2 separate regions of the Homo sapiens genome follow, and region 2 is linked to region 1. The links are chromatin contacts, found by Hi-C or POLR2A ChIA-PET in ENCODE. All regions are on one chromosome and are shown on one strand. The core of a region is the stretch at or near the end of the contact, and the rest is flanking DNA. Distances in the headings are between cores, read along the strand shown. Region 1 overlaps CRLF3 (cytokine receptor like factor 3). Region 2 holds the start of ADAP2 (ArfGAP with dual PH domains 2).

Region 1 (6,132 bases), core at 373-2,872:
AAAATGCCCATGCCCAAGGACTAAAACAGAAAAAGAGCAGTATCATTTACTGGGTGGGCAGACCATAGAAACAATTTTCTTTCCTTTTTTTTTTTTTTTTTTTTTTTTTTTTTTTTGACACAGAGTTTCACTCTTGTGGCCCAGACTGGAGTGCAGTGGCGCAATCTCGGCTCACTGCAACCTCTGCCTTCTGGGTTCAAGAGATTCTCCTGCCTTAGTCTCCTGAGTAGCTGAGATTACAGGCGCATGCCACCACGCCTGGCTAATTTTTGTATTTTTAGTAGAGACAAAGTTTCGCCAAGCTGGTCTTGAACTCCTGATCTCCGGTGATCCACCCACCTTAGCCTCCCAAAGTGCTGGGATAAGGCGTGAGCCACCTCATCCAGCCCTTTTCTCTCCATTTGACATTAACGCAGTTATAATAATATTTATGCAGTTAGTAAAATAATTCTTTAAATCACAAAGAGAAATCCTAAATTAATTGTTAACTAATTTCTGTATTTACCAAAGAATTTCTGTGAAATAAATCCAAGTAAAAATTTTAAAAAGAAAGAAAGGCCATAAACCCAAATTGCACTTGATTCAGCTCACCATTCAACTATGAGATCTTTGCAAACTGGGCCCTCATCTACATAGCATCTGGTAAACAAATGCTGTTGAGTGAAAACGCAGTTAATCATGTGTGTTTCAAAGAACTTTCTAAAAGAACCAAAGAGAGAATACCTTATGATTTTAACACAACCCCTGGGATACTGTTAGAAATTCAGAATCTCAGGCCCCACCCAGAACTGCTAAATCAGAACATGAATTTTTTTTCTTTCCTCCTCCTCCCCTAGAACCTATATTTTTTTTTTTTTTTTTTTTTTTTTTGGAGATGGAGTTTTGCTCTTGTTACCCAGGCTGCAGTGCAATGGAGCAATCTTGGCTCACTGCAACCTCCACCTCCCGGGTTCAAGTGATTCTCCTGTCTCAGCCTCCTGAGTAGCTGGGATTACAGGCGCATGCCACCATGCCTGGCTAATTTTTGTATTTTTAGTAGAGATGGGGTTTCATCATATTGGTCAGGCTGGTCTCGAACTCCTGACCTCAGGTGATCCTTCTGCCTCAGCCTCCCAAAGTGCTGGAATTACAGGCGTGAGCCAACGCGCCCAGCCAAACCTGTATATATATATATTTTTTTTTTGAGTCTTGCTCTGTCGCCCAGGCTGGAGTGCAGTGGCGCCAACTCGGCTCACTGCAACCTCCGCCTCCCAGGTTCAAGCAGTTCTCCTGCCTCAGCCCCCCTAGTAGCTGGGATTACAGGCATGCGCCACCAAGCCCAGCTAATTTTTTTGTATTTTTAGTAGAGACGGGGTTTCACCATTTTGGCCAGGCTGGTCGCGAACTCCTGACCTTGTGATCTGCCCGCCTCAGCCTCCCAAGGTGCTGGGATTACAGGCATGAGCCACCGCACCCGGCCAAATCTGTATTTTTAACAGGACCCTCAGTTGCTTTGTATACATATTACAGATACCAGAATAAGTGAAGACCTTGTGTCAGAACGCTGTAATACATTTCGAATGGCCAAGAGGAAATTCTGCAGTTGAGCACTGTGCCTCTGAGGTCCTGTCTTGCTCTTTAGCGGATATAGCATACACAGGAAGTGCATTGGTTAGGTAAAGTCAATTTCCTCTTCAGAAAGAATTCAAAAGCTCCTTCAGCTGTTGCAGAGCCTACGTTTTGTTTTTGTTTCAGAACCTCAGAAAAAAGGAAGTAAGTGAACACAAAACAGACAGAGGGCTAAAAAAATGAGACTCAATTTCCAAATTCACCTCCTGTACTCTCATTGTAAATTTGGTCCCTTTTGCTCATAGAATCCCAACCACTGCCATTTGAAACTTGATACCACCATGGGATCATTTTCTTTTCCTTGAAATATTTCATGATTTAAAGCCTAGTCACCTTTAATCCAATCATGTAACTAATCAAGTTCATTTGCTTGACTTTATGAAACTAATTTAAAAATGCAGCTCCACTGCTGAGTGAATTTCTTCATATTTGATGTGGTACCAATGGTTCCATGCGTTCACTGTTAACTCAATAAATCTTCACAATGCACTTTCAGAAAGTGAGGACCAAAGAAGAGAAAGAAGACAACTTACCCAAGGCTTCGCAGTGCCAGAAACAGTCTAACTCCAAAGACTATGCTCTTTCATTACACCATGCTGTTTTGTACTTACAGGACACTTTTTTTTTGAGACAGGTTCTCACTTGGTCGTCCAGGCTGGAGAGCAGTGGTACAATCACAACTCACTGCGGCCTCGAACTCCTGGGCTCAGGTGATTCTCCCACCTTAGCCTCCCAGGTAGCTGGGACCACAGGCATGTGTCACTACACCCAGCTATATTTTGTATTTTTTGTCGAGACGGATTTTCATCATGTGGCCCAGGCTGGTCTCGAACTCCTGGACTCAAGCAATCCTCCTGCCTCGGCCTCTCAAAGTGCTGAGATTACAAGTGTGAGCCACCGCGCTCGGCCATAGAACACTATTTTAAAAGAGCTCCCAGATAAATCTGTAAATTATGTATTGGCTAAAGACACTTCTTGGTATAACACGTAGTATTTCCTGTCCCTGTGTAAAGAATTGTGTGGTGGACAACCAATCAGCTTCAAATGCTACCTAGTCATTCAAGGCAAAAACAACTGTGGTGATTTGTAACAAAATAGATTTAAGAATACAAATGACAGACAAGATTTCAAACAGGAAACTGTAATATACATTGTTTATGTTGATCAATAATATTTTGAAATAATCTGCCACTAAAACCTTTAATGTAACAGACCATTAAAACTTACAAAGTTTTGGCCTGAGCACATTGGCTCATGCCTGTAATCCCAGCACTTTGGGAGGCCCAGGCAGGTGGATCACAAGATCAGGTGGTCAGGAGTTCGAGACCAGCCTGGCCAACATGGTGAAACCCCGTCTCTACTAAAAATGCAAAAATTACCCAAGCGTAGTGGTGCACGCCTGTAGTCCCAGCTACTGGGCTGAGGCAGGAGAATCACTTGAACCCGGGAAGCGGAGGTTGCAGTGAGCTAAGATAGTGCCATCGCACTCCAGCCTGGGCAATAGAGCAAGACTCCACCTCAAAAAAAAATAATAAATAAATAATAAAAAACAAAACTTACAAAGTTTCCACTACAGCTGAATATAACCCCAAAGCAACTGTTTTAAAATTTTAACATGATTAAGAGCTCACAAAATGCCAAAAATTCATCAAGTTTGTATTTCAATACTAAGCCACCCAAAAGCTTAGGGAGTATTTCCTTCACAACCCTCCAAAACAACAGTGACTGATATATTTTCCTCCAGAGTTTAGTTACTAAAAAGACATATGTAGAGGCCAGGTGCGGTGGCTCATGCCTATAATCCCGGCACTTTTGAAGGACGGATCACTTGTGTCCAGGAGTTCAAGACCAGCCTGGGCAACATGGCAAAACTCTGTCTCTAGTAAAAAATACAAAAAATCAGCTGTGTGTGGTGGCATGGCTTGTAGTCCCAGCTGCTTGGGAGGCTAAAGTGACAGGAACACTTGAGCCTGAGAGGTTGAGGCTTCAGTGGGTGGTTTTTGCACCACTGCCCTCCAGCCTGGGTGACAAAGTGAGACCCTGCCTCAAAAATAACCAAACAAACAAAAAAGAAAACCACATATATAAAACACAAAACTATTTGCTAACAAGAACATACTGATTAAAAACTGGCCAGGTACAGTGGCTTACGCCTGTAATCCTAGGATTTTGGGAGGCTGAGGCAGGTGGATTGCCTGAGCTCAGGAGTTTGAGACCAGCCTGGGCAACATGGTGAAACCCTGTCGCTGCTAAAAACACAAAAATTAGCTGGGTTTGGTGGTGCCTGCCCGTAATCCCAGCTACTCGGAGGCTGAGGCAGGAGAATCATTTGAGCTCAGGAGGTGGAGGTTGCAGTGAGCCGAGATCACGCCACTGTACTCCAGCCCAGGTGAGAGAGCAATACTCTGTCTCGAACAAACAAACAAACAAAAAACACCACAAAAAAAAACAGAAAAACATATTTATCAAAAATAAAAGACAGCCGGGTACAGCGGCTCATGCCTGTAATCCCAGCACTTTGGGAGGCTGAGGCAGTTGAATCACGGAGTCAGGAGTTCAAGACCAGCCTGGCCAACATGGTGAAACCCCGTCTCTACTAAAAATACAAAAAAATTAGCTGGTCATGGTGGCGGGCACCTGTAATCCCAGCTACTCAGGAGGCTGAGGCAGGAAAATTGCTTGAACCTGGGAGGTGGAGGTTGCAGTGAGCCGAGGCCGTGCCACTGCACTCCAGCCCAGGGGACAGCACGAGACTCTGTCTCAAAAAAAAAAAAAAAAAAAAAAAAAGGCCAGGTGCGGTGGCTCACGCCTGTAACCCTTGCACTTTGGGAGGCCGAGGCGGGCGGGTCATGAGGTCAGGAGATCGAGACCATCCTGGCTAACATGGTGAAACCCCGTCTCTACTAAAAATACAAAAAATTAGTTGGGCTTGGTGGCGGGCACTTGTAGTCCCAGCTACTCGGGAGGCTGAGGCAGGAGAATGGCGTGAGCGGGGGAGGCGGAGCTTGCAGCAAGCTGAGATTGCGCCAGTGCACTCCAGCCTGGGCGACAGAGCGAGACTCCGTCTAAAAAAAAAATAAAAATAAAAATAAAAATAAAGACAAAGATAAAAAATAGTCAACTGAAATTGAAAACGCTAATCAACATATTTTTTCTCAGTTTCTGTGAAATGTATATTACATTAGCTATTTGTCTTTGTACTGACACCAAGACATCAGTCATTAGTAATAATGGAAACAGCAACAATACAGCAGCAGCTATTATCTACTGAGTACCTGTATGCCAGGTAAATCTGTACCTATGGTCTCATTTAAACTCTACCATAACCCTGTGAAGAGAACCTGTGTAGATGAGTAACATGGGAGTCAGAGAGATGAAACTGGCCATATCACAAAGTTAGTGAAGTGGCAGAGATTTTGAATTCAGTCTGACTCAAGAATGGACTTGTAAGCACTGCTATGTTTCTCCTTGTTTCTCTTACACTTAAGACTTTTTTAGAAAAAAAAGTGCTTAATTGAGAACTTTCAAACAGAAAACGTATATTATATGATTTGGTAATCTGTTACAGTAGTGGCCCCCAATGAACCAGGAATTCACATTTCCAACTACTCGTGGCCTTGTGTGGTCCTCTCCCCTAGAATCTGGGCTGGGCCTGTGACTAGCAATGCAGTCACACGTGCACAGCAATAGAGTGAAACTGATCCTGTGCCAGTTCCAGGCCTCATCCTTCAGAAGACCTGTCAACATCTGCTTTTTGGAGGCCACCATGAAAGAAGTATGTCTATCTTTCTGGAGAGGACAAGGGGAAAGAGACAGGAAGGTGAAAAGGCAGGAAGGGAGGAAGACAGGGAGAGAGACTGGCACCAAAGCCCAGGTATGCCAGTGTTCCAACTGAGACTAGCTAATACTAAGTCTCCAAATATAAATGAATGTTCTCTGTCAGACATTCCAGCCACAACTGCAACCACAAGAGTGTTGCCAAGCAAAACCAGGAGAACTACCTATCTGAGCCCCAGTCAACTTCCAGAATTGTAAGCAAATAAAATGGTTGCTTTTTAAGTCATTAAGCTTTGGCACAGTTTTATTACGTAGCAGTAAACAAATCATATAAAAAAATACACGCTTAATTCTTGATTATCTATACTAATAGAGTGCACATCATCAAGACCAAGACAATCGAAAAAAGAATGTCTGCCAAATTACACCCACAACATTCATAAAGGCATTCATTCAACATTTATTGAGGCCTAGTATGTGTCAGAAATTAGGGTTATAAAGATGAATAAAGCATGGTCTTCACCTCAAAAACTCTCATTCTGGTAAGGGGGATGGCAAGCAAAAGTAACTATAATGAAATGAATTATGTTCTTACATATCTGGGGCAGCCACAAACTGCCATCAGAGCATAAAAGAGCATTATGATGGGAAAGAGAGTAGGAGACATTTAAAGAATAAGTTGTCAGTTGGAGGAGCAGGGGATGTCACCTTGAATAACAATAATATTTAGTATTATTATGGCTGACA
Region 2 (6,197 bases), core at 666-3,165, 110 kb after region 1:
GCCACTGCGCCCGGCTTTTTTTAAAGTTTCTGAGATTCAACCAGAGCCTACTTAGAACTGGGTTGGCTTTTGTGGGACCTACAGGGAGGTGGCAGTGAGACCTAAGGTGTCAGAGAAGCAAAGGAGCACAGACTGGTGAAGGCTCGGGTGCCGAGGAAGCACCCCCAGCATCACAATTTTGTCCCAGTGTTGGGCAGAGGAGAAATGTCCTTAGCTTGTCTCCTCTTCTCCCTCTCTCCCTCTTTCCTTTGCCTTCATACCTTAAGTTGACTTTCCCATCTTTCTCCTGGGAGATTTATTTCTGTCCCTTTTTTCATCTAAAGCAACGGAAATGAATCATCTTTCAGCCGGTTTAATAAACAGCCCCATGCCCCCTGACCCCAGCTGACTCTCTCACTGGTTCCTCTGTGGCTGCTCCTGGGCTAGGCCTCACCCCCTCACAGGCAAGACCCCCTCATGGCTGGCTATTCTTGGTAATACTCTCCACCCTCCCTTCCTGCTCAGTCCTGGCAGCTTGACCTCCTCCACCCCAGGGATGACGGGAATCACACACAGCATTCCAAGCGACAATTCCACAAGCTGACCATAGGGGCAGGGGAAGCAAGGAGGCCACCATGTTTGGAGGGTTTCTTTGTGCCATTTCAATGACCCTATTAGTGGATCTTACGCTCTCCATTTAACAGTTGAGGGTTTGGAGGCTCAGAGAAGTGAAGGAACTTGCCCAGAGACAAACAGTTGGGAAATGTGGAAATGAAGGAGTCAACATTTAAAGCCTGAATTTCTGGATTCCTGAATTCATTCCATTACACCATATTGCTGTGCGTGTGTGTGCACGTGTGTGCTTGCGCCCGCATGTATGTTGAATGGGAGTGTGGGCAGGTCAGCTAGAACATCAGCTGCAATTCACCAGGATGGAAACCTGATTTTATCCTGAAGGTTAACACCTGTCTATCATATGCATATGGCTTAATGCATCTGTGTGCATTAAGGTATTAACCTACATAGAAGATGGCAAGTATGTACAGTATATATTTCACCAGGAGGCCCATGAGTCATTGCAGATGATGTCAAGGAGTAACGAAGATGATGTCAAGCAGTAACAAAGATGGGAGAGAGGGAAAGAGGAAATGAAATGCCCACATTTAAGACCACCTATACCCTGCCTTCACCTCGCGGTGATGGAACTTCACAGGTTAAAGTGCCTGGCTGTGTCCACCTTGGTGAAACCACACTTTTCTGGTGAACAAAATCATGCAACTATTAGTTGGACTTCTAAAAATGTGCAGGTATCATTTATAGGAGCAATATGGAATACAGACATAAAACTGCTGACGTCAAACTCCCTGGTGTGGACATGTGTATGTGTCTGCGGTCAGAGAGTGGAATTAACACAAGTATATAAATAACCGTGATGCAAGGTAGATAGAAAGTGCTCAGGTCCAAAACAAATAGACAGATACTACAAGAGTATTCTTGGAGACCCAGAGGCTGGAAAGATTACTCCAGGCAGGGTATCACAGAGGGCTTCCTGAGGAGGTGGCATTTGCATATAAATACGTCTCCAAATAGATGTAAGATCTTACATTAACAGAACGCTTTAACAGAAGTTAGATTCTGGTTAATTTTCCAAGAAGCGCTGAGATGCAGACATATGCCCTTGTTCCTCTTTCATAGACGCGGAAACTGAGACCCACAGAGGTTGAATAGGTTGTCCACAGTCTCGTAGCTACCAAGTGACAGGCCACGATTTGATCTCAGGCCAGTGTGTTAAACTCCAATTTGCGTGCTCCTGTCCCTCCCCGCGCGTCGGCGGAGCTCGGGGCCGGACTGGACCTGCCGAGGGAGGGGCGGACAGTCCTGACGGTGCGGGGCGGGGCTGGCGGCTGCCCAGGCCTGGCTGAGGCGCCGCGGCCGGGTCCCTCTCCACCTGCCGGGCGGAGCGCACGGGCCATGGGCTGAGCCCCGCTGAGCCCGCCGGGCCGGCCATGGGCGATCGCGAGCGCAACAAGAAGCGGCTGCTGGAGCTGCTGCGGGCGCCGGACACAGGCAACGCGCACTGCGCCGACTGCGGGGCGGCAGGTAAGGGCGCGGCGGCGCGGGCAGCGCGAGACCCCCGGCCGGACCCCAGGCCCACCCGACTCCTCCCCTCGGCCCCACCGGGTCCCGCCCTCGGCCCCCTGGACCCAGACGTGGCACCTGCGGGCCCCGACCCCTCCCACCCACACCGTGAACCTCTCACCCGAGCCCCGAGGGCCGTCTCCACCACACCCTGCCCCGGCCCCTACGAGCCCAGGCTCTGCTCCCCTCGCGGGACCAGATGCGCATCTTCCCACGTGCTTGGACCCGGACACGAGAGCCGGCAGCCTAGAGCCCTTCCAGTCCCGCTCTCTTCCCTGGCCAGGCACCCGACCGCCCGAGTCCGGGCTCTCGATGTCTGCGCACCCAGGCGCGCCCCACGCCCTCGGACTCAGACATCCCAGCCAGGGCTAAACGTCGGGCCCAGGCCGCCGACAGTCCTGTGCCCCCTGCCCGCTCCCAGACGCCCCCCGAAGGCCTCCCCAGCGCCCCACCTCGGGGACGCCGAGGGCCCCCTAACTCAGCCTCCCCACCTGCAGCTCCGCGCCGAGCCCCGCGGTGCGCCCCCCGCGCCCTCCTCTCGGTTCCTTCTGAGTCCCTTCACTTCCACGTCGCGCAGCCTCAGACTCTCTCCCCGGGCCCTGAACTGCCTCCAGGATCTTCACCCCGGTCGCCGCGCAGCGGCCGGTGGGCTAACCAGAAGGTGCCAGGCTGGCCGCTTAGTTCGCCTTAGGTGGGAGAAGGGGCGCCCCACCTGCCCCAGTGCCCCGAGCCCAGCCCTGGTTTCTTCACCGCGCTTTCCGCTCAGCTCCTCTCCTGCCTCATCCCCTGCAGATCCCGACTGGGCCTCTTACAAGCTGGGGATCTTCATCTGTCTCAACTGCTGCGGCGTCCACCGTAACTTCCCTGACATCAGCAGAGTTAAATCTGTGCGACTTGACTTCTGGGACGACAGTATTGTGGAGGTAGAAAGGCATGCCCGTGGAGAGCCATGGAACTGCGGGACTGGAGTAGAGGCAGCGGGCAGGGGGCTCCCATTCTACAGAGGGGGAAACTGAGAACCAGAGAGGGGCAAGTCTAGCTAGAGGAAACACAGCTTATAAGATGGCAGCTTAGACAGAGGCCGAGAGTTCAAATTCTGGCTCTATCATTTGCTTACTTTTTTTTTTTTTTTTTTGAGACGGAGTCTCGCTGTGTTGTCCAGGCTGGAGTGCAGTGGAGCAATCTTGGCTCACTGCAACCGCTGCCTCCCGGGTTCAAGTAATTCTCCTGCCTCAGCTTCTCAAGCAGCTGGGATTACAGGCGCCTGCCACCACACCCGGCTAATTTTTTTGTACTTAGTAGAGACGGGGTTTCACCATGTTGGTCACGCTGGTCTCGAACTCCTGACCTCAGGCGATCCACCACCTCAGCCTCCCAAAGTGCTGGGATTACAGGCCTGAACCATCCTGAACCGCTCCTGGCCATCATTTGCTTACCTATAAGCTGGGAGGCCCTGAGCTAGGTACTTTGACCTAGCTGTGGACCCTCAGTTTCCACATCTGTATTCAAGGGATACCACCACCATTTCTCTTTTTTTCTTTCTTCCTTTTTTTTTTTTTTTTTTTTTTTTGAGACGGAGTTTCACTCTTGTCGCCCAGGCTGGAGTGCAACGGCCAATCTCGGCTCACTGCAACCTCTGCCTCTTGGGTTCAAGCAATTCTCCTGCCTCAGCCTCCTGAGTAGCTGGGATTACAGGCACCCACCACCATGCCCCGCTAATTTTTGTATTAATTTTTAGCAGAGACGGGGTTTTGCCATGTTGGTCAGTCTGGTCTCGAACTCCTGACCTTGGGTAATCCACCCTCCTCGGCCTCCCAAAGTGCTGGGATTACAGGCGTGGGCCACTGTGCCTGGCCACTACCACCAATGTCACAGCACTGTTGTGAAGATGATTGTAGGCTCAGTCCAGACACAAAGAAAGCTGTCAGTTAACAGTTGCTGTTGTACGGGTGTGGTGGCTCACACCTATAATCCCAGCACTTTGGGGGGCTGAGGCTGGTGGATTGCTTGAGCCCAGAAGTTCAAGAGCAGCCTGGGCAACATGGTGAAACCCCGTCTTTACAAAAAATACAAAAATTAGCTGGGTGTGATGGCATGCGCCTGTCGTCCCAGATACTTCGGGGGCTGGGGTGGGAAGATCACCTGAGCCTGTGAGAGTGTGGCTGCAATGAGCTGAGATCGCACCACTGCACTCCAGCCAGGGTGAGAGTGAGACCCTACCTCAAAAAAAAAAAAAAAGTTGCTGTTATCATTAGTGAAGTCTTGGACTGGGGGAAGGGAAATAACCTGATTTGTGGTCTAAAGTCCTCCTTTCCCCCTAGGCAGAAAGAGGACCACTTTGCTCTCCTGCCCTCTGGGGGTGGAGGATACCCTCAGCCTGCATGGTAATTCCATTTTGGTCAGAAAACCTCCAGAGAGCAGGCAGTTCTGCACTGTGCGGGTTGGCTGAGGGTTTCCAGGACTATTGGGGAAGCAGGCTGACATTTACTGAATGCCTACTCTGTGCCAGGTACTGTGCTAGACAGCACCGGACTGGAGGCTTTAGTGTGACCTTACTAAGTGCTGGGTCTTGGGAGAGAACAATGAACAAGATAAGGTCCCTGGCCATACAGAGCTTACATTCTAGTGTGGGAGAAAGGCTGGAAACCAGTAAACCAGCACATAAACCTGAAGGATTTTATTTGCACCTTATAACTCCCATGTTATATTTTCTTTTTTGTTTTTTTTGTTTTTTTTTTTTTTGAGACGGAGTTTCACTCTTGTTGCCCAGGCTGGAGTGCAATGATGCGATCTTGGCTCACTGCAACCTCTGCCTCTGGGGTTCAAGCGATTCTTGTGCCTCAGCCTTCTGAGTAACTAGGATTACAGGCATGCACCACCATGCTCGGCTAATTTTGTATTTTTAGTAGAATTTTTACTAGAGACAGGGTTTCACCCTGTTGGTCAGGCTGGTCTCAAACTCCTGACCTTAGGTGATCCACCCGCCTCGGCCTCCCAAAGTGCTGGGATTACAGGCGTGAGCCACCGTGCCCAGCATTTTTTTTTTTTTTTTTTTTGAGATGCAGTCTCACTCTGTCACCCAGCCTGGAGTGCAGTGAGTGGCACGATCTCGGCTCACTGCAACCTCCACCTCCTGGATTCAAGCGATTCTCCTGCCTCAGTCTCCTGAGTAGCTGGGATTACAGGCGCCCGCCACCATGCCCGGCTAATTTTTTGTATTTTTAGTAGAGATGGGGTTTCGCCATGTTGGCCAGGCTGGTCTTGAACACCTGACCTGAGGTGATCCACCTGCCTTAGCCTCCCAAAGTGCTGGGATTACAGGTGTGAGCTACAGCGCCCAATCCTCTGTTATATTTCCTTCTTCTTCTTCCTCCTCCTCCTCTTCTTCTTCTTCCTTCTTCCTTCTTCTTCTTCTTCTTCTCTTTTCTTTTCTTTTCTTTTCTTTCTTTCTTTTTTTTTTTTGAGACGGAGTCTCACTCACTCTGTTGCCCAGGTTGGAGTGTAGTGGTGTGATCTTGGCTCACTGCAACCTCCTCCTCCTGGGTTCAAGCAATTCTTGTGCCTCAGCCTCCTGAGTAGCTAGGATTACAGGCGTGCACCACCATACCTGGCTAATTTATTTATTTATTTGAGAGAGAGTCTTGCTCTATTGCCTAGGCTTGAGGGCAGTGGCAAAATCTCGGCTCACTGCAACCTCTGCCTCCCGGGTTCAAGCAATTATCCTGCCTCACCTTTCTGTGTCCTGGCTAATTTTTGTATTTTTTTAGTAGAGACAAGGTTTCACCATGTTGGTCAGGCTGGTCTCAAACTGCTGACCTCAAGTGATCCCCAGCCTTGGCCTCCCACAGTGCTGGGATTACAGGTGTGAGCCACTGTGCCTGGCCATTTTCTTCATTTTTACGGGTGAGATTCCAAGGGTCACTCATCAAATAAATGGCAGTCAGGATCTGAATCCTGCTCTGTTGGGATCCAAAGCTGGCGACACAGCCTAGCGGCCCCTGCAGAGGAGAAGAGGAGCAATGCTCCTCTCCTGCAAAGGAGATGCCCAAGCGATGTGAATTGAAAACCTGGTGTTTCTT

What was found. A loop is a pair of places that touch in the nucleus more often than their neighbours do. ChIA-PET counts read pairs that join two places held with the same protein, here RNA polymerase II (POLR2A). Pooled maps may share reads with other maps.
Region 2: a pooled map shows a loop between it and region 1 (2.7-fold over the local background). The contact joins the promoter of ADAP2 here to the enhancer-like site in region 1. A Hi-C loop is called at or near these places in 2 of 50 pooled maps. POLR2A ChIA-PET finds 5 or more read pairs at or near these places in 6 of 52 experiments (K562, Panc1, WTC11 and 3 more).

Annotation. Positions count from the first base shown.
Region 1 is chr17:30,807,434-30,813,565 of GRCh38, forward strand. The region is part of intron 1 of CRLF3 (cytokine receptor like factor 3); the gene reads right to left. Among named protein-coding and RNA genes, the nearest start is that of CRLF3, 14 kb to the right of the region's middle. Within about 2 kb of position 1,623, at least 8 of the 41 ENCODE cell types and tissues checked have a DNase peak (open chromatin) inside an H3K27ac peak, as active enhancers do.
Region 2 is chr17:30,920,030-30,926,226 of GRCh38, forward strand. It overlaps ADAP2 (ArfGAP with dual PH domains 2), which reads left to right and starts at 1,916. Exons shown (of 11, transcript NM_018404.3): 1 at 1,916-2,079; 2 at 2,911-3,041. The coding sequence starts at 1,986. RefSeq lists silencers at 1,657-2,096, 2,237-2,286, 2,447-2,606.